Linked DNA regions of Homo sapiens: region 2 is linked to region 1. The links are chromatin loops, found by intact Hi-C in ENCODE. Cell type or tissue: dorsolateral prefrontal cortex. All regions are shown on one strand. Links, peaks and the distances in the headings refer to the core of each region. The heading gives the core; the rest is flanking DNA.

What was found. A loop is a pair of places that touch in the nucleus more often than their neighbours do. Peaks named below come from ENCODE experiments on the same cell type or tissue, not always from the same donor. Only the 100,000 strongest peaks of a DNase experiment are listed, where the experiment ranks them.
Region 2: it touches region 1 in a loop (6-fold over the local background); 6 of 110 quality-filtered maps call a loop at or near these places.

What each region holds. Positions count from the first base shown.
Region 1 is chr2:80,067,460-80,078,798 of GRCh38, forward strand. All of the region lies in intron 7 of CTNNA2 (catenin alpha 2), which reads left to right. Among named protein-coding and RNA genes, the nearest start is that of MIR8080, 210 kb to the left of the region's middle. In dorsolateral prefrontal cortex, for the core only: a CTCF peak has its summit at 5,776 (motif pointing right); a DNase peak (open chromatin) is centred at 5,792.
Region 2 is chr2:80,295,619-80,306,957 of GRCh38, forward strand. All of the region lies in intron 7 of CTNNA2 (catenin alpha 2), which reads left to right. LRRTM1 (leucine rich repeat transmembrane neuronal 1) reads right to left here and starts at 9,134. Exons shown (of 2, transcript NM_178839.5): 1 at 8,534-9,134; 2 at 6,260-8,260. The coding sequence starts at 8,201. The coding sequence ends at 6,633. RefSeq lists an enhancer at 7,951-8,576. In dorsolateral prefrontal cortex, for the core only: no CTCF peak of the experiment used is centred there; DNase peaks (open chromatin) are centred at 4,255, 7,823 and 8,713; H3K4me3 peaks cover 5,885 bases; H3K27ac peaks cover 7,155 bases; H3K27me3 peaks cover 2,334 bases.

The sequences.
Region 1 (11,339 bases), core at 2,246-10,245:
CTGGAAATTATTCTGGTGTGATTTGTTTTATCTTTCTTAAAGTACGTATACAGAATTTCAAATGTGGATTGCCGTAATGTTGTTTAAGGAAAATTATTTTTATCTGCTTATTTCCAACACAATTCCTGATGGATTTCTTCCTCACTGCTATCTTTAACTACACAAATAAATGTCAAGATATTCAAAATTTTACACAAAATGTATAGAAAAGGAGAATAAAAGAAGGGAAGTGTGACTTTGGAGGCTAGGTCATAAAAGACATCGCGGCTTTCTCCCTACTCTTCTGGATCCCTCACTCTGGGGACAGCCAGATGCCATGTTTGAAGGCTACTCAAGCAAAGCTGTGCAGACTTCCATGTGTCTAGATCCTAAGGCCTCTTGTCAACAGCAAGTACAAACCAGCCAACCATGTGAGTGAGCCGTCTTGGAAGTGGATGCTCCAGCTCCAGTCAAGCCTCGAGGTGACTTCAACTGTCACCGACATCTTGACCGCAACCTGATGAGGGACCCCAGGCCACAACTAGTCAGCTGCTCCCTGACTTCTGATCCACAGAAACTATGAGAGATAGTAAACATTTGTTGTTTCTTCAAGCCTCTAAATCGCAGGGTAATTTGACATGCAGTGATAAATAACGAATATGCTTGTTTTGATATGGGGAAGAGGAGAAAGCATAGATGCGCTGGCAGATGGAAGGAGAGAGGCAGGAAAAGGACCCAGCAGGCAGAGGCTGAGGATGCCAAAGAGCAACCTCACAACCTCACACTGTTGCTTATAAGCACAGTACTGGAGGCCAGTGTTTTTGGAAGAGGACCAGCAGAATGGAGTGCACTAAGTGCTTTGAAGTACCTAGAGAGCCTGCAGGGAGTGGCACTAGGTAACAGGGAGGTCATGCTTCTCCTGTTTATCATCTTGGCCATTAACTAGAGCAAAGCTCTTTGTGGGAAACATGCAAATTGCTGAAAATGGAGTTGAATTTCCTTCATCTCTCTTTAACTGGAAATATAATTGCAACTCCTTGCACATTGCATGAATTTTTTTAAATCCTGTCACGCTTTGTTGGCTCACTGCTTTTCATCTTAATGTTTATTAAAACAGCCCAAGTTCCCTTTGATGCTGAAAGCCCAAGTATGTGATTGGAGACCATTGCCAAATTACAATGTATTTTTTACTTGATACTGAGTTTTTTGACTGTTCATTTTTAACTTTTCTCTTAATAACTTGAGAGTTGGAGAGTGAGGGTAGGAAAAAGGAAAAAAGTCAGAAACAGTGACTGGCCAGTTTGAAACCCTTTCCTGGACTCAGGAACCTGATAGTTATTTCCAAAACACCACCACAGACATCTCACATGTTTTCGTATGAGACTCTGTTCTTATACCCCTGACTAGTGGCAGATGGAATGAGCCATGATGCGTGGTCCATGGATGGATGAAAAGATATGTTACATTTTCCTAATGGAATGATCAAGGACCTAACACAGGCACTGCATTAGTCAGGATTCTCCAGAGAAACAACCAATAGGATATGAATAGATATAGAAGAGGAGATTTATTATGACTAACTATTATATAGGAGGCCAAAATGTCCCCTGATAGGCTTAAGAACTAGGAACACAGGGGAAGCCTAAGGCTGGGGGCAACTGAAAAGCATTAGCTCCAATGTCCAAGGGCAGAGAAGATAGATGTCCCAGCTTGAGAAGAGAGAGAGAATTCACCCTTTTTCCACCTTTATGTTCTGTATGGACCCTCAGCATATTGGAAGCTGCCCTAATGCTTGTGCACACTGGTAAAGGTAGTTCTTCTTTACTCAGACTACCGATTCAAATGCTAATCTATTCCGGAACACCGTCACAGAGACAAGTAGGAATAACATTTTGCCAGCTACCTAGGCATCCCTTAACTCAGTTAAGTTGCCATATAAAATTAACCATCACAAATCTACCGCTTGTCAGCATGGTACTCACAAACACTTCTTTTTAAATCATACTTTATCTCTAAATAAAAATAATAGAAATTTATAATTCCATCTAACATGATACAACCATCCGCCATACGATTGAAAATGTACTAATTCCTTCCCCAAAAAAGAAGGTGAAATCTTTGTCTGATCTTTTCTCTTGATACACCATAACTTCAATATTATGATGTGAAATTAACAATGCTTAAATATTTATATAAAGTCAAAACATATTATGTGATAAGGGAATAAGAGAGGAAATAAATTGAAGAGATTTGCTTAATATATGTACGTGTGTGTGTGTGTGTATAAATTCATAACTAATAAGAAAGAAATACTCATGTCAGTGACAGTCCTCCTTTCTGTAAATGGCCATGGCTGGTATTTATAGCTACCTTCTTCTACTATGCATTCTGTTCCCTTTGCCTTCAGCAAGCACCTTAACCTGTCATGCATTTTTATGTGGTAGGTTGACCCAAATCTTTATGCCTGAAGGGTCTGGGCTATTCGTACTTCTGTCTGGAATGTGTTGTAGTCTTCAATTCACTTTAATCACAGGGCATGGTAATACTAAACTAAGAGATCTTCTATATTCCAGACATATTCTTTCTTACCCTGACTGTGGATGAGTGCTACAATTTGCCCTGGTTAGTCTGGATCAATCAGCCCAGCCAACACTGTAACTCCCTTCTCAGTCTATTCACTCATAGGCACATTTAACCCTTTAGAGTAGTGGGTGAGATGATTCTAATTTGATCTAACTAACTTTGCAATAAAGCAGAGATGGGTGCTCCAGTTTTCCTGAAAAGGTAGTTTTGCATTTGAGTCTAATTTACAATAAGCGGGATGATGCCCAGGAAGAAATACTACCTGGATGGTTTCCAAAAATGTTCTATATGAGGGGATTGTGAGTGAGAAGTGTATTAGTTTCCTGTGGCTGCTGTAACACATTATCACAAACTTGGTTGCATAAAGCAACAGAAATTTGTTTTTTCACAGTTTTAGCATCCAGAAGTTCAAATTGGGCCTCACACCTGTAATCCCAGCACTTTGGGAGCTGAGGCGGGAGGATGTCTTGAGCCCAGGAGTTTAACACCAGCCTGAGAAACACAGTGAGACTTTGTCTCTACAAAAAAATAAAAAATAAAACAAAATTAGCTGGGTGTGGTGGTGTGTACTTGTAGTCCAAACTACTTGGGAGGCTCAGGAGGGAGGATCGCTTGAGCCTGGGAGGTCGAGGCTGCAGTGAGCCATGATCACACCACTGCACTGCAGCCTCGGCAAACAGAGTGAGACCCTGTCTCAAAAAAAAAAAAAAGTCTGAAATCAGTTCCATTGGGCCAAAATCAAGGTGTGAGCAGACTCATACTCCCCCTGAAGGCTCTAGGGGGGAATCTCATCTCCTTTCTTCTTCCAGCTGCTGGTGGCTACCTACATTCCTTGGCCATATAACTCCAGTCTCTGCCCATGGTCACATTGCCTTCGCTGTGGTCTCTTTGTGTCAACTGTTTCTCTGCTCTCCTCTTATAAAGATACATGTGTTTATATTTAGGGCCCTACCAAATAATGCAGAATAATCTTCCTATCTCAAGATCCTTAACTTACTTGTGTCTGCACAGACTCTTTTTAAAAATCAGGTAACACTTACAGGCTCCAGGGATTAAGAACTGATAGATTTGAGGGCCATTATTCAGCCTATTACAAAAAGTTTCACATCACTTCATTCCAAAGCCTAAGCCTTGCTCTACTGCACTTCAATATTTTCCTCATTGGTGCTGTATTCTAGTTGTTATTATATCATAGAAAGAAAAAAAGTTTTTGAAAAATTAGAGGACAAACTCATTAAATGGAAGAATTGTAACAAGAAAGAAAGGAGAGATAGTAACAAAGTTTTGCTGAAATATACCTCCTCCCTATTCCGTGCCGTCAATTGTAGCATCCCGCTCTGTTGAATGTCTTCCTTTGAAAGCTTCTCTAAGTTTTTACTTTGAAATGTAGATTTGGTTACCCATTCAGAAATTGCCATCTCACATGTTTAATCAAGACCTTGTCTGTCATTGTTGCCCACTACAAAGTTTTATTTAACCCTGGAGTGAATTTACTGTTCTACTCCTGCTGTGGGCCCCGTGAGGTGGTGTGTGGACCTGAGATGAAAACCACTTGATGTGTGGTTGGAGGGTAATAGACTTCTCTCACCCAGACTGATAAGTCATTACAGGCCCTTACATCCAATAAATCTGAGCTGATTCCCAGCTTGCACTTAGTGTGGCGGAGGGGAGAGAGGACTGAGGGAGGACAGAGTCTTTTCTAAAATGCTGTTCAACGTTGTACAGAGTACTTGGTAACAGATGAGCTCATCGGCAGGGGTTGGAGAATGGTTGTTGAAGTGGTGGCACATTTGGTGGCAAAGGTGGTACCACATGTAATGTCTGCTGCAGACATAACAGAGGAATTCTCGGATTTGGGGAAAACTTGCAAATGAAAATAGTAAAGTTTATCTCCTGCAGAGTTATTGGAAGAGAACAAGAGGGAGGCACTAAGACTCAGATTAAGAGGAGAAAATGTTCCAAATGCTTTGGCAAGGGGATCTTACATATTGGCAGATTTTGACCCTTTTCAGAGTCATGCAATGCTTCTTAAGCTGGAGTCTATAGATAGACACTGAGAGCTCCACAAATTCTCAATTAGAGAAACACTGGCTTTAAAAATAGTGTCAACTCTTAGCCTGATATCTCAATGTCTCCCAAATCTAGCTCCATCTGCCCCTCTTAGTCTACTTTTCTCGCCTCCAGTTTTCCAATTTGGGCTACTCAGCATTCCACAAGACATCTCATATTTGGTACTTTGCACAGATCATATTCCTGCTTTAAAATGTCACCTACCTTTTCTCCTCTTTTCCCTCCCCCACCCCCAGTATGTCCGCTGCCAAAAGTTCCAAGCCCTGCTCTGGTTCTGCCAGTTTCTTGGTGCTCAACTCTCTCTCCTGATTTCTGTAGCACTTAAGCTTGGAAAAGGGCCTTCTGGGGTACCCCACTGCTCCGTATCACTTTTATTTTCTATTTGTTTAATGTTTAAGATTTTGTCTCTGTTTCTCCTGTCACATATTTCTCAAAAACTGCATGCTTACTGTAAATACATAGAGTAACTTCATTTCCATTTTTGGAAGTTGAAAAGCCCTGCCACTAAGACAGGGCTCTGGGGAGCTTGCCCTCCACCCATCCACTATTCCAATACCATTCAAGGTGCAGTGCTGGTCCTGTCCCACCTATTCCAACTAAAACCACATGTCATCAGTGAATTATTGTGGGCAATGCAAAAAGGGAAGGTGGAGCAGAGCAGCGATGGTGAAGAGAGAGAATCTGTAAGAAAATAGGGAGGGTCAAGGGCCACTGAGAAACCTGTGATGGTAGGTAACAGAGAAAGACTTCCAAGCAGGAAAACGAGGGGAAAACGAGGGATGTTCCATTTGATATTATTGTTTACATTGTTGCAAGTAGAACATCCCCCAACTCAGAGTCAAACCTTCTGTTAAGTCAGTATCACACATGTGATGTATGAGTCTATTTTCGTGCAGAAATTAAAGGAAAAAACTGGTTTTCATATTTGAATCAATCAAAGTGAAGCAATTATCGTGAGTAGAAGCCAGAAGCTTTCTACAAAAGTAAAGATGAAATAGTAAGCACTGAAAATATTTGGAGAAATGTGGGTTTGTGGCATAAGGTTGCAGCCAGTCTTCTCTACATCTCATGGGGAAAGGAGATGCCGGGTGGCATTTTAAGGAGTTCAAAGGATTTGGGGACTAATCAAAGAAAAAAATATGACCACAAGGTGGCAGTGGTACACACAGGCTGTGTTAGGCACTTTGACAGGTTTGCAGGCAGAGAGGTTCCTTGCTGTGGAAGTCTGTCCTGAGGGTAAGCGCAGAGGTCCCAGTTCAGAAAGGAAAAAGGGCAGAGATCATCAGAGATTGTGTATCTAGGTGATGTCACTGGGCAGCACAGCAGGGGATCTCTGTGTCTGAGTGCTCAGAAGGGTAGCAGCAGCTTGAGATCTTTACACCCAGAGCTTATGTTATCTGTGGCTACAGGTGTTGGGCACAGATTTGTGAAGTGTGCAAAGCAAGCAAACTCCAATTCACTGAAAATCTGCTTATTTGGGCAATATTTAAGATAATTAGATGTGTAAAAATTTGAGATTGATGCCAGCAGGCTTTTGGGCTAATGGGTCTCAGCCTATGGTGAAGAAACACAGAACCCAAGTGCCAGTGTGCAGGCGCTCTCTGGTTTGTTCATAAAACAAACCTCTCTCTCTCTCTGTCACACACACACACACACACACACACACACACACACACACACTTATAGGATTGGGGTCATATCACATATGTTGTTTTATAACATTTGCAATAATATCTTAATCATTTTTCAATGTCATTACAGATTCTTCTGAAACATTCTTTTTTAATGGCTGCATATTGTTCCATCATGAGCTTCTCTCATGATTAACTAATCCTCTATTTCTGATATTTTCTAACAGATAGTCCAGTATTTCTAATATTGACCTACGGGTATGTAGTGATGGAGTCTGGGGCTTTTTGCTTCCAAACCTGTTTTGGATTCTTGGCTTTACTAAGCAACTGTTTAGCTGGGGAATCACCAAATGATTTTTGAAAATAATGTTAGGAAAAAGACATTTCATTCAAATTCTAAAATATTTAATTATGGCTTGATTTATTTAGTATTTATTTATTTAGCAACATGATGTATGGCCTAAGCTTATAGATTGGTTTTAGTCAAAAAACAACTGTGCTCATCAAATAAGCCCATTATGCAAAGCACACTCCATCATATTGGGTCCCTGAAGAATCCTAGTTTTGAGGTAAAGAACAGACCCCCATCTGGCTACATGTTACCCATCTGCAACAAATCACCGTGACACAAAACATTTAAAGAGGCAGTAGTTGTATTAGGAATGGCATTTCCCCATTTTGAAAGATGTAAGTAAAAACACTGTTTAACATCTGAAGTTCATTTGCAAGAAGAGTAGATGAGCTAGAGAAGGTGGCAGAATGACAGTGTGACTCCCACTTTCTTCATTGTGTGTCTGTATGCGTGTGTGGGGTGAAATAGAGGGCTTATACATGGCAAGATATGCTGCAGGAACAACACCTGATCAAACAACCTGAGTCCTGTACTCTCAATGCAGTTGCAGTGGTGATTCTCAGAGCTCTTCCCCCTCAGTGACCATTTGTGTATTAGACGCTGCTTAAACCTAAGGGGAAATAAGGAGCAAGAGAACAAGATGAGGTTCAAATGGTCTATGCCAGACAACTTACAAAACACATTTCTCTACATAATTCAGTGGAATCACCCCAAATAATACTGCAAATTGTATGTCTCCAATGTTCAGATTAGATTAGGTTACTAAGCCTTACAAATATCTTAGTGACTTTCTCAAGATCCTGGCTGAACCCTATTTGAACTTAGATCTGAAACTTCAAAATCTGTGCTACTTCTAAAAGATTATACAGACAATTTGTCAATTAGGGAAGTCCGTTAAAACTACTGTGTACATGAACATTTGACCTTGATTCGTTTCTATTAGGTCTGTCCATATCCCTTCCCTTACTGTTTTTTTTCTTTTTGTTGTTGTTCTTGTTTCTCCTTTGGTGTTTGCACTTCTATCCCTGTGTGATGGGAAGCCCCTTCATTCTGCCTTTTGTCTGTCCTGGGAAGGTCATCAGATAGGTATTGGAACTTGAAATATTTCAGCTTTTTCTTCTATCATCCATATCAAGATACCTGTATCCCATATTCCTAAGCCATCCATCCTGTACCATCTAAGATGTTAGGGCAAAGTGGCTTTTGATATACACTCTATCTCAGCACAGAACACAGTGGTCAAGAGGAGTTAGCTGTACCTGAATTCTACTCTGGGCTCTCCAACTTACTAGCCATTTCACTCTTGGCAGTTCAATTCTCTCTTAGTGTCTCATTTTCCTCCATTGCAAAATAAGGTGATAATAGCGTCTACCTCCTAGGGCTGTGTAAGGGTTAAATGATGCACTGTGTATAACTTGCTTAGGAAAATGCATAGCACATAGTCATCAAAAAATAACTGTTATAAAAATAATATTTATACATGTATAAATATTATAAAATAATATTTATACATGTATAAATATAAATATTTATACATGTATAAATATAAATATTTATACATGTATAAATATTATAAAAATAATATTTATACATGTATAAATATTATAAAAATAATATTTATACTTGTATAAATATTATAAAAATAATATTTATACTTGTATAAATATTATAAAAATAATATTTATACTTGTATAAATATTATAAAATAATATTTATACATGTATAAATATTATAAAAATAATATTTATAAATTAATTATTTTTATTATATGCTGAAACCACCTGTGTCTTAGGCCATCACTCTAATAGACTTCATTGACTATGAAATGCTTACTCATCACTAGTTACAAGCATGTGTACCGAATGGCTGGAGACAATGAGGAAAGGAGTGCTAGGTAGTTTAAGGACTTTACCTTCTGCCAGCTAAGGACCTACTTTGGAACCATAAGAAATAAATACAACTTTTTTTGCTGTTTTCTTACTGTATCTGGCTCCCTGATAAGAACTTATCAAGCCCTCTTTTCAAAAAGCCTCAATGCCACAAAGTCCTCCCCACCTTCTCAAAAAGGAAATCTACAAGTATTCATTGAAGGCCTCTTCGGTGTTTAGCCTTGTGCCGGGTCTAGGGAATGGAGGTGGGCTTCTAAGATGGCATAGGTTTTGGGTTTCTCAACTTACCTACAGACTTTTTGCATCATTTTTTCCTTTTTTTTTTTTCTTTTTTAGATAGGATCTCACTCTGTTGCTAAGGCTGGAGTACAGTGGTGCAATCACGGTTCACTGTAGTCTTGATTGCCTGGGCTCAAGTGATCCTCCCTGCTCAGCCTCCCTAGTAGCTGGGACCACAGATATGTGCCACCATGCCTGGCTAGTTTTTCTTTCTTTATTTTGTAAAACAGAGATCTCACTATGTTGCCCAGGCTGGTCTCGCATTCCTGGGCTCAAGCGATCCTCCTGCCTTGGCGTCCCAAATTTCTGGGATTACAGGCATGAGCCACTGCACTTGGCTTTTTTTTTTTCCTTAATCATGCTCTTTGTGGAGTTGTCCCTTGCATATCACTTTGCCCCTCTCACTCATTACTTCTGACTTGGGTCCTGTTCATACTGCATCTTGCTAAATAATTTTATAAGCCTTATAACCAAGTAGACATTCTCTCCCTAATGCAAATATATAGCCCCTCTATGTTCTAGAACTCACAACAAGAAAACAGAGTTGCTAAAAGATAAATAGGAGATGCTTTAAAAAGTTAGAGACCCACCAGGAGATTGAGACCATTCTGGCTAACACAGTGAAACCCCGTCTCTACTAAAAAATACAAAAAAAAAAATTAGCGTGGTGGTGGGCACCTGTAGTCCCAGCTACTTGGGAGGCTGAGGTAGGAGAATGGTGTGAACCCAGGAGGTGAAGCTTGCAGTGAGCCAAGATCACGCCACTGTACTCCAGTCTGAGCGACAGAGTGAGACTCTGTCTCAAAACAAACAAACAAACAAAAGTTAGAGACTCACTAACATGACTAAAGTTAAAAAGCTTGATAATGCCAAGTACTGGAGAGGATATGGAACAACTGTAACTCTCATATATTTTTGGCAGAAATATAAAGTGATACAACCTTCTTGGAAAACAGTTTGGCAATTTCTTTGTTAAACATACATTTACCGTAGTACCCAACAATAACACTTTTAAGAAAGTAAATAACACTTTAAGAAAGTAAAATAAAAACTATATATTTAGAATGAATTATACATTAATTGTTGTGGCACCTTTATTCATAATAGCTCCAAACTGGAAACAACCCATGTAACTTCAACAAGTATGAATGGATAAATAAATTATAGTGTATTCACAAGATGAAGTATTAGTCAACAATTTTTAGAAAAACAACAACAACTAGCGGTTAGGCGTGGTGTCCCACACCTTTAATCCCAGCACTTTGGGAGGCCAAGGCAGGAAGACTGCTTGAGCCCAGGAGTTTGAGACCAGCATGGGCAACAAAGTGAGACCCTGTCTCTATTAAAAAAAAAAAAAAACATAAACAAAACAAAGCAAAACAAAACCTACGGATACACATAATTAAACAGATGAAGCTCAACATTTTGCTAAGCTAAACAAGCCAGTCTCAAAAGAATATATACTGTATTATTTTACTTATATAATTTTTTAAAAATATCCAGACTAGTCTGTAGTGACAGAAGGTAGATTAGTACTCACTGGCAGCTGGAAGCGAGAGGAGCACTCGTGAGAGAGGGCACAGGGAGCTTCTTGGAAAGATGGATGTGTTCTATATCCTGGTTGCAGGTGTGGTTATAAAGGCATGTAGACTTTTCAAAACTTAACTGAATGGGTACATAAAATAAGTACATTATATAACTTGCTAAACATAGTAAATTTTTATGTAGTATATATGAAATATATTAAAACAAGACTAGCAATTCAGAAAATAAAAGGTAGGGAAAGATTCCACTTGTCCTACAGTAAAGATATCCAGAAACATGTGAATCTATCCGGTGTTTATTTGACGCATTTAGTTTTGCTCTTAGTCATTTTTTCAACCATTTATTAAACTGACTAGATGCTAAGTCCAGTGTTAGGTGCATAACATACAGAGATCAAAGGTGACTTTGTAACCACAGAACGTTTGCAGTTTTGGCAAGCTGACGAGCTTGAAAATGGTTGCAGAACCATTTTCTGTTGAAAACGCAGAACTTCAACAGGAAGTGCAGGGGACCATGGGTGTGCGGGAGAGGGGCATTTAACTGGGAGGACCAGTGAAGGTTCCTGGAGGAGGTGAAGTTTGATTTGAGTACTAGATAGAGAAGGGGATGTGGATGCTCCAGGAAGAGGAAATAGCTCCTGCAAAGCCATGGTGGGTGTGGTGACCAGCGAGGAGCAGAAAAGTGGACATGGGTCATGTGATTAAGCATTTCAAGAGGATGGTATGTATCCATTCAGCTTTAGAACAGCCCCGCGGGCATCTGTATGGTGTATGGGTTGCAGATGTCGCTATGATCAGAGGCTGGGTAGCAAACCACTAACGTAATCTAGTAGTGGTGGTAAGAATGAAAAAATAGGACATTTGAGGCCTGGCCTCTTCTGGCTCTTTGTGAAATCTAACAAACATCTTCCAGCTCCATCTGGTGCTGCTTTTTTGTTTTGTTTTGTTTTGCTTTGCTTTGTGTGTATTTGTTTGTTTCATTTTGCCAGGGGCATTTGGTGCTCAGCCCTTA
Region 2 (11,339 bases), core at 1,059-9,058, 230 kb after region 1:
CCCAAACTGGAAAGGTTCTTAGGGAATACCTAGAAGAATCCTTCTAAAAGTAGACACAGAGACCAATTGCAGTAAGATGATTAACAGATGATCCCAGGCATGTAAATGACAGTACTATGTCTAAAGATGATAACTCCTGACTTCTAGACCCTATTTCTTCCAGAGCGCTTACTTGACCTGCCCTGCAGAAATGTTATGATTAACCAGAACCAAATGTGAATTATATTCTTTTAAGTGAATTCTCTAGTTCCTTATAATTTCATCTGCCCATGAACCTCACTCATCTGTGTTGCCTGTCTGTCCCCAGATGAATTTCAGTTTGCAGTTCTTGTATCTCTAGACTATCCTGTTTCTAAGGACTGAGATCATTTCCCTAAATATGTGCACCCTACTCACCAGACTGAGCACATTGATTTTTTTCTAGCTTATTTTTTTTTAGTTTTTTACGATTATTGCGGGTACATAGTAGATGCATAAATTTATGGGGTACATGAGATATTTTGATAGAGGCATGCAATGTGTAACAATTGCATCATGGAAAATGAGGTATCTATCACCTCAAGCATTTATTTTTTTAGCACACTGATTTTTAAAATAGAGGTTCATCACCACCTCACATACATTACAGTTTTGGTTGGGGAAGAAGAAGGCACAGGCTGGTGGGTTGGATTTGTTCAGACTGCAGAACCCCTCCTGGAAGGAATATCAAGTTTCTCATTTTCCTTCTTGTTAATTAAATCTCCACTGTTAACTTGATTTTTTTTTCCTGTTTCCTAAATGAGGTATTGCTAAAGAAAAAGTGGGTCAATTGAGGGTTCTGACTAGTTTTGTCCTAGTTAATTTAAGTTTTGCCATATGTTCTTTGAGAAGCATGTGTTAACTATGTGTTAACTTTTGCTGATTATCAGTGAACCTAAGGGCTTTTAATTTAGATTTCCAGTTACCTGGCAAGAGAAAGACTTAAAAGGAATAAGTCTAGGTAAATCTAAAACTAACTCAGAAGTAAGACCATTCCTTGTAAAGCTGAAGCACAGCATGATGCTTTAGATAGCACCATTACTTTCTGTCGTGGAGCAGGGTTTTTCAACTTCAGCACTCTTGACATTTTAGGTCAAATAATTATTTGATGTGGGGGATGTCCTTTGCTTGTAGGATGTTTCACAGTATCCAGACATCTACCTACTGGATACCAGTAGCACCATCTCACCCATGCATAAAAATTTTAACTGTCTCCAGACACAAACAAGTAAATGTCTACTGGGTGGCAAATTTGCCCCTGGTTGAGAACCAGTACCATAGACACATGATCCATTTAATCACTAAGGAAGAAATGCAGATAAATCCCTGACAATAACATATGGATGTCTCTACTTTACTCTCTCTGAGTCTAAAATCCTATTTTAAGGGGTCGGACTGAATGTACTGGCCATTTCTTCTCCTGGAACCCCGGAGAAGTCTCCTCTATTGGCAGAGTCCTGCATTGCCCAATTACCAGTGACCAGAGCAAACAAGTCATGGTCAGAATTCCTGGATTTCACCACTGTGCCCATGGCATTCAACAAGAATGTGTTGAGCATGTATCCTGTTCCCAGTCTAGTTCTAGGCTCTTTGTTAGGTGTAGGAGTGGAGGGGCAACCATTCAAGGAATAAAGAAACAGTGTGTAGTGAAAAGGCCACCAAGTCAATTAGCACATCCCAGTGCTTCCAATCACTAGCTGGGTGACTTTGCACAATGTACCTGACTTCTGTAAGCCTCAGGTTCTTCATGTGAAGATAAGGTTGCTAGCACCTCCCTCACTTATTGTGATCTAGATAAAGGCACCATACCAGCGACTGCTCAGTAAATTGTATTTCTCCATCTCATTTATATCTTTGTCTAAATTGTAAGAATGCAATTGCCAGGCCCTTCACTTTGAGTAAAAAAAGCAAAAGTCTTCAGAAATTGTGTCCAGTTGAGCAAGGCCAGGAGATGGTGCCCAATCAGAAGTAAGAATTTTGCCTCCTGAATCCCAGAAAAACAAAAAAATCAGAGTAGAGCATACTTTAATGGAAAAATACTGAGGTGGAAAATACTCTCAAAAAATATATTCCCATTTGCTGGCTCTTCCCACTAGACAGCAGGTTACACTCTGCTGTGGCATAAGGAGCCCAGAAGTTCCCCAGCCTGCAAAGCGTCTACCTACTCATTAACTAATGCCTGAAAATACCATCAGCCATATCAGTCATTTATATCTTAACTGTCACTGATTTTATCAGATCCTTTCCTGAATAAAAGTTTGATTATGAAGAAGAAAGTATTAGGATGATTAGTGCTAGAAGGTAGTTACATAATGGTCACCTGCCTGCGCGTGTATGGGTGTGTGTGTGTGGTTATATATGTGTGTGTGTGTGGTACTATGTGGTTTTATATATTATATATTATATATATATATACACACACACACATGTGTGCATATTTGTGTGTGTGCTGTTATATATACAGAGATAGATTGAGAGGTAGGAGTGTGTGTGTATATTTCAGAAGCACATTTAATGGTCATATTCTAGCTAATTCCTTTTTTTTGACATTCTAAACCTATCTCAAAATATATTTCAGAAGCACATTTAATGGTCATATTCTAGCTAATTCCTTTTTATTTGACATTCTGTCAATGGCAGACCCAAATCAGCCAACATCGCCACTCATCTAGAGGAGATAATTTATGTTTATTTTGACTACCCTGAAACATTATGACACTCTTGCTCCAAAACAGATATAATTTCTGGTTCTTTGATAATTTTCTCTGTGAGAGGGGTATGTGATGATGTTCCTTCTACCATCTCATGTGATCCATCAATGCCCTGTTCTACTGGGCCATGTCAGATAGACTAGGCATCAAACTTGCTGACAAGTCGACTAAAATAAGCCGGAAACACAAGTGGCCCCTAATCCTACCAGAGATCTGTGTGTACTTGCTTGGAAAACTTGGGAGGAATAACAAGTGGCATTTGCCCCTCTGATTACTTACATATACTCATAAATGTGTTGTTGATGCTAAATCATACCAAATGTCTGCCTTCTTGAAGGCAGAGAGAAAAGGTTGGGGGCTCTTCTACTTTGATGAGTTCAGAAGAATATTTTTAAATGGTTGAGAAAACTATTTCCTTTTACTGGAATAACCTTTCCTTTGCGATGGTAACTTTGTAGTCTTGGGAGTATAGGCTGCATTGTGGGTAGGTGGTCTCAACTATTAATATCAAGGCTAAGATCTGAGCATCAGGGACTGCCTATTTTTTCTGAGTGCAGCAGAGGACAGGTCTCATTTAACCTGCTTCCTCTGGTCCAACCTAAAAAACTACTAGGGCTAAGACTGGTGTGAGAGTGTCATTTGTCATGTGAAAAGACTTTTTTTCTATATAAATATTCGAAAAACCTCAATACCACTGCTGAACTTTAATCAGCTGGGAAGGTACTGCAAATGGAGGGTCAATCCATCACAATGCCCAGGACGAGACGTGAATTGTGGCCTTAAGTTCTTTTCAGATAGCACAGCATAATGAGATTAGCACCCTCTGTGGGAAGAATAAAAAAAAGGTGCTACACCTTTAAAAATTAGATTCTCTTTTAAATGCTTAGTAGTTTGCTTAGAGGGGTCAGAGCAAGTTTCTTGAAGCTTAAAGATTAATTAATTTGAGAAAGAAAAGATTTCAAGTGTTACAAAACCTTAGTTAAAACTACCACTTTCCCTTATTCCTGCCGTTTCCCCCCACCTCCCCCCACCAATCTCCAGAGCTAGAGGCACAGGGGCATGAAATGATGTGAGCTAAATTCCCGTTTGTGTAGACAACGTTTGCTTGCCTACAAAGACACACAACGCAGAAACATACAGACACACACACAAAGTAAGAACATAGCTTTCTATGGTCATCATTTGCTCTTAAGCTCCCAGATTGCAGATTCCTCTTTCCAATGGTTCTTCATGAAATGCGTATGGACTTAAGATCTTCTACATACATGATGTTTAATCATGGGCAGGGTGGGAGGAGTAGCATAAAACAAAGCACGATTATTCTCTCTCTGTCTTATGGCCACCTTGAAACAAGAAGAGTGAAAGATAAAAATGTCTTGGGGATAGGAGATAAACTACAGTTTCCAATATTCAGATTTCTAGAGGGTAGGAGGGGACTTGTGGTTCTGATGCTTGCCAGAAAGGTTTTGCTTCTGAAAGCTTTCCCTGTAAGCACACCCACACAGCTCTTTAATGCACCAAGCCAAAGCAGCTTTGGGCGCTGGATTCCTGTAGCCTTCCTATGAGATGGTTAAGTTCACGGAATCCAAGGAGCCCTCCTTCAGTTGCTACATTTTTTGTTTTCTAAAAAAGGTATGCCGTCTTCTAGAGGAGGTCGCTTTAGTAGGGTTTTAGGTAAGGCACATCCCTGAGAGAATCTTTTTCCTGCTACCCCTGCTCTTGGAGTGGTATGCTATTTAGAAAGGCAAACCCAAATGATTATGCTTAAATTCAAAACCCCCTCCTCAAAGTTATCAAACAAAGCACCTCTCTTCTAGAACACTAATAGTCTGAATGGGTGTCATGTGCATGATGTGTGTCATAATGTCATGTTTTAATTATAAATAAAGCAAGATGAAGTTTCCTGGCCAGGAAAAATGAGCTGGGGTGTTGGGGTGTGTGTGTGTGTGTGTGTGTGTGTGTGTGTGTGTGTGTGTGTGTGTGTGTAAGAAGCTGTCTCCCAGGGCTTAACATCTTAAAAGACATTTGCAAAATATTTCTCTTGAAAGAGACTCTTAGAAATACTATTTTTAGGCATACTGGTTTCTCCATAGGTAAAAGAGAAACCTACCACCAACCCTTAGCTTAAGGAAACCTTCTGGTGATACCATTCTGCATTTCAAAAAGCTGATTTTGCCTCCTAAGATTGGTAGCTGGAGACATTTGCATGTTGGGGGATGGTAGTGTGTGGTTCCCCATCCCCCCATTCCCTCTTCCTGCTATTTGGACTTCTCTCTCTCAAAAAAAAGGAAAAATAAAAACAGAAAGATGCAACTCTTTAGTGTCCGTTAGAGAGGGAAGAGAAAGACTTAGGGACATGGGCTACATTGGTTCAGCATCTGTCATCCATGACAGTTTATTTCAATCATACATTTGCTTAAATTGTCATCTGATGAAGGAGCCCTCCGTCCAATGCACACAGCCTTCCCCTTCCCTTCTCTGCACCCACCAACTGCCACTACCACCACCTCCTCACTCTTTAGTTCAATAGAAACTGAAATCTCAATGATGGACCTGGAAACCTATGAGGGGTGAGAAGGAGCAATCATCACTCTCAACACAGAAAAAAAAAAAAGGGAAAGCAAGCATTACACAAAAGGGCCATCTGAGAAGAGGCAGCTTTTCTGTCCTGGGTTAACAAATTATTCCCATCTCAGAAATATGCAAACACAGGATCAAATGAGTATCTTCTCCCACTCTCCCCACCCCATCACTGCTCTGTCACCTCTGCCCCTAAAGTCTCTTGCTACAAGTCATTACCCTGCAGGCATTCATCCTAAGGTAGGTTTTTCTCCTCATTCCCCATAGAAACTAGGAATGTGCTGTCACTGTTTGGGAGCCTAAGCTTGCTGCAGTCTTAGCAATGTGCTCCAGAAGCACAGCTTTCAGCCCTAAACATCGGGATTCTGCCTCCTTCCCCTCAGCCAGACCAAAGAGAGCAGTGAGCTGAGGGGCTCCCTTTAACAGGGGGTACAAGAAGGGCACAAATGCTACTAAGTCTGGTGAATCAAAGACTCAGGAGAATTAAGAACAGGTGGCATTTGGGGATGAGATTTTGAGGTGATTTGAAAGATGGTTACATTAAGTGCAAAAATGTTTCGTGTTCCTAGGAGAAACTGTCTGGCATTGCTTTTTAAAAACCATTTGCAATGCTCTCTGCTTTAAAGGCTGAGTAAGGGTGCCCAGTCCTCAGTCCACCTCTCAGTTGCCTGAAGGTGGTTAGATTGCACTGTCCCTGCCCCAGTAATATAAAGGGTCTTGCAGTTTTTCTTTTTCTAGTCCTTACACATGTGGAGTAAATTAACATAAATCATTAATCTGATAAGCTTTCTTTGCCCTTCTTTAAAATTTCAAATTGAATCTGACTACGTTGCTCCTGGATTTTCCTTCTGGCCCCTGGACAACTCCCTCCCCACCCACCAAGGAAATTTTAACTGTTGCTTTTCTTGTAACACAGGTAACAATTCATTTAGGTTACACCAGTCTGTAAAAACTGTAAATGCTATTTTATTTTAAACATTTTAGTTTACAAAAAAAAAAAAAATCAATGATTGGTACCTTTTTTACACTCTCAGATTCCTGAATATGGACAGATCTTCAAAGGGAGGAAGGAGTTCTCATATGAAATTTAAGATAGACTGTCCTGAAGGTTGTGGGGTGGGGTTTTTTGTTGTGTTTTAATTCGCTTTTGTTTTTAAGACACAATAAAGCTAAAATGTCAAGTCTCTGGGAGAGATCCCCTTAAAGTTTCAGTCAAGGAGCATATCAGAGCACAGACAAGGAGACCCCAGCCTGGTGCCCGCCGGCCCGTCCCGGCTGCCCAGGCGTATTTGGTAGCGCATGGGTTGAGAGCCACTGGGACAATCACACCTCGCATTCCCTCGCGGGCTGCTGGTGGCAGGTACACGAGCCATACTCGTTGATGATCACCAGGGCTCCCTCAATGTGGTTCGGTTTGTAATCAACGTAGTATTCCTGGGCAGACATGGCAGCCATCTGATGCATGGTCTGTTTCTGCTTTTGCTTCCTGCGCTGCGTGACAAAGCACTGTCTGAGCTGCCTGAGGCTGGCTGGGAAACACTTCCAGGACACGTAGAGCACCAGGACCACGATGAGGAAGGAGAAGATGAGGGCCATGGTGCCCGTGACCACCTTGTGGATCTGCACGGCGTTCTCGGCGTGCTCGCCGCCTGGAAGAGCCACGGTGGCAGGCTCGAATGTGCCGTCGTGCTGCCCCTCCCCGCCGTCCGCGAGCGTGGTGGCCGAGCTGGCAGGGGGCCCCAGATCACTGCGGTTGGTGACGGCCGAGAGCAGGTGGCCGCTGGTGGGCTCGGCCCCATCCTCGCACAGGTGGAAGGCGTACACGGCGTCCAGGACGTCCTCGCCCTGTGCGTACTCCGGGCTGGCGCACTGCAAGTTGCCATCGTAGCGCCCCTGGAAGTTGTTGAGCCACGAGGCTAGGGCACACACGTTGCGCCCGCAATCCCACAGGTTCCCGGCCAGGGTGATGCTTGTCAGGGACTTCCAAGAGTTGAGGATCCGGGGCTCGATGTAGGTGAGGCGGTTGGAGTCCAGCTGCAGGGACTGCAGGTGCGGCACGGTCTCGAACACATGGGGCTCCATGTACTCGATCTCGTTGCCCGACAAGTCCATTTTCTCCAGGTTCCAAACCCAGTCCAGCGAGCTGACCACAATGGCCACCTTGTTCCTCCGCAGGCAGAGCGAGTGCAGGGAGATGAGGCGCGGGAAGTGGGCGAAGTTCACCTTGACCAAGTCGTTGTGCTCGAGGTGCAGCTCGGTGAGCTTAAACAAGCCGGCGAAAGAGTTGCGCGCCAGACTCTTGAGCTGATTGTATCCGATGTCGAGAAACTTGAGGCTGCGGCAGTCCTGGAAGATGCGCACGGGCACAAACTGGATGGCGTTGGCCCGCATATGCAGCGTGGTGAGCTTCCGCAGCCCGTGGAAGAGGTCGGGCGCGAGCGCCTGCAGCTTGTTGTACGAGAGGTCCACGCTGCGCAGGTTGGGCATGGGCCGGAAGGTGGTGTTGGGCAGTTGGGTGATCTGGTTGGAACTCAGCGTGAGTTCCTTAACTCGGCGCAGTTTCTGAAAGGCGTCCCCCTGCACGGAGCAGATGTGATTGTGATCCAGATAGAGCCACGTGAGCTGCATTAACCCCGTGAACTGGCCGGCGCGCAGCTCCGAGAGGCTGTTGTAGCGCAGGGACAAGCCCAGCAGGCCGGACAGGTTGTGGGGCGCCTCGGTGAGGTTGAGCGCCTCGCAGTACAGCAGCCGCCCCTCGCACCGGCACAGCTGCGGGCACCCGCTGGGGGCGGCGGGCAGCATCTGAAAGCAGGCCCCCAGCAGACACAAGACCACCCCCGAGGGCCTCCTCAGCAGCCAGTATAGACAGAGACCGAGCAGCAGGAAATCCATTAGCGAGAATCTTTCCAGAGAGACTGGAGAATGTCCATTGGAAGCGCTCGGTCAGAAATCTACATCATATTTTATTCCGAGGGAGGGGAAGCGGGGGAGGGGGAGAAAAGGGCAAAAAATCAAATAAATACATAGAAATAAAGAAGGACCCCCCTCCCCAAAAACCACACGTTCACCTCTAAGCATGCAGAAAGCTGGGCAGCATAGAAAGTTCACAGCCACGGAAAGATCAAAGAGATGGTGATTTGGTCCATGTTAGATGCTGCAGCAAAGAAAAGGGAGGAAAAAAAAAATCTTCGGGAAAGAATTTAATTAAAAAGTGTCTTACCCACCCTTTTCCAGAGAGTGACAACCTCCATTCAGCTGCTCCCTTTGTGTGCAGGCTAATTATATGCAGGGCGAGAGAAGACCCCTCTGTGTTTCCGAGGCAGCCCCGGTCCGCGGCCGGCGGATCTGGCAGGCGCACAATGTCTCACTTTGCTGCTCGGCTCGGGGCTGCAAGGGCGGCCGGCAAGGCGGGGAGGCGACTTCTAGGACCCGCAAGTTTCCCAACTACGTGCCGGAGCCCGAGCTTCGCCTTCCTGCCGCCTTCCTTTCCCTCTGCAGTTCGGACTGTGACGTTGTGGGGGGAAAAAACTCCAAACTCGGGGCTCGCGACTCCCCAGGATCTGACAGTCTGGTTAATGTCCGTCATTGGAAACGACCACTGACCGGCGCCACCTTTTACTCCGCGGAAACAGCCTGCCATTCGCGCCCCGGGCAGCTGCAGAGAGCGGGCTCACTCATGCTTTGCGGGCGGCGGGCGGCGGGCGGCGGGCGGTGGGGAGGTGCGGACGGCGGCGCGGGGAGCGGCGAGCGGCGCCCGGGCTCCTTCCCTCCACCAGGCAGTGTGCGGCGCGAGCTTGCACAGGCACCTACTGCTCACTGAGTGTCGTAAGCTGCTCACGATTGTGCGTCTTCCCCGAGCACCTCAGACATGGGCAGATTGAAAAGGGGTGGGCATAAAACCAACATTTTACCGAACCACTAAAGTAATATATGTTTTTTGATGAAACGGAAAACACTTTCAGCTTTTTTGTCCATATTTCAAAAAAAAAAAAAAAAAAAAAAAGGAGGGGGGAGGGAGGTGGAGGTAGGGGTAGCATCATCCACGACAAGATATTTCCAAGTGGGAAACTGAAATGTTCTGTGCTCTCCCCCTTGCCTTTTGGGGATATATTCTTTTCCCCTTTAAAACTGTCTACGTGTAAGAGATACGTAGGAATCTGTAGAGAAATCAACGTTTGGACCTTTGCTTTAGAAAAGCAACTTGAGAGAAGACACAGGAAGGCAATGATTTGGGGCTTGGCTAAGATTTTTGGGGTTTTTTCCCCCTCTTGCGGGTACTGGAATTCTGCAGTCAGCCAGCCCTTTTTTGAGGTGGAGAGGGGAAATGCTTTCCAAACCCACCTAGTTTGGGAAGCCATCCAAGTCCCGGTGGTGTGAGATCCAGTGTGGCAAAAAGGTATGTCTGTGTGCAGGGAGACTTGACTGAGATCCCTCCGGGGCTTCATCAGGCTCCACAGATACATATGGGGTACAGAGTGGATTAAAGAACGATTGTACTGTCTGACATGGGGAGGGCTTACCCTGACTTGTGCTGTTCATGGTGATTACTGGGCCCTGCAGTGCACCCCACTCCAAGAGAGTGTGAATGTGTAGGGACGTGATAGTTTAAGCCATAATGAAGCCTACCCGTCTCCATACACACATCCTAATTAATCTTTGAGACTGCACTAAGTTGTGCCACTTTTTCCTCTGAGTATGACGAGAAGCCTTTGCCTCATTATTTCTATTCATAATCATTTATAGATAGGAGTCCTTACAATGAGCTCTCCCCCCACCTCCCCACACACACACCTTGTGCCTACTGGTCTGTAGAGGGTCTGCCCTGGGGAGGGTCAGTTGGTCATCTGTTTAAACAAAGTCCTCCAAGATGGCTGAGAAAGCCTGCGGGAAGTGAGTGTGGGCAAGCCTTCCTTCTTGACAAAGATGCCCAGGGAGATGGTAGGGAGAGTCAAATGTGAGTCTCCAGCTCCACTGTTTGAATTCCCATCGTTTCTGCCTCTAAGGAAGTCAAAATCAGTAGGCATTATATGTAGTGGCACTTACTTTGATAGGAATGAGGGTGGATTACCAGAGCCAGGGTAGATAGACTGGACAAGTAACTGGATTGGTCCTTAGCATCTAAGCTGAAGAGGCCAACCAATGGAATCAAAGTCACCAAAGACTGGTGGTACTTTTCAGGAAAAGTCATATGAACAGGGGCATGAATCATTCCATTTTGTATTCATCTGAGCTCTGCCCTGGTCATTCATCTCTGAGATGTATCATTTAATTGGAAGGAACACAAATCTGAAATGTCCTAGACATCACATGCTGTCTTAGGAGTTAGAAGAGACATTAGAAAATCAACCCCCTTAATTTTGCACGTGACTAAACTGAGGCCAAGAGACATCATGGTTTATCCAAGGTCATACAGCTTGCAACTGGCACAGATGGTTTTTTCTTTCTTTCTTTCTTTTCTTTTCTTTTCTTTTCTTTTCTTTCTTTCTTTCTTTCTTTCTTTCTTTCTTTCTTTCTTTCTTTCTTTCTCTCTCTCTCTTTCTTTCTTTCTTAATTTGCCATTCTTGATGATTGCCTCTCTGTCACTCTTGCTGCCTACCTAACTCTGGATCAGGCATTTGCATGTTTCATCCTGGCACCTCCAAGGTGCTGCGGAACACTTTAACAGACAGACAAACAAATTCACCATCAAGTGGTTTCACCTCTTGCCAAGACAATTATTCGTGACAGCAGGCCAGCTGATGGAGCCATAAACTCTAAAGGGTTGGGAGGTGGGGGAGGGGTGTTGAGGAGGCACCCGCAGGGTTAAACAGCGGCCAGCCATTCAGCGAGTACTGTGAGTACACACCACCCAATCCCTAGGGTTGCTAGGAAAAAAAAAAATCCTCCTAATGCTGGCTGCTTGGCAAAGTGGTGACAGAGGCTGCCAAATGGGCAAGAAGAGGTCCCACTTTGGATGTCACTTGATTTGTAGAGCTGGTGCAGAGAGGCAGAAGAGTTGAGTGTTGGCAAGAAAGAAAGGGAATAAAATTA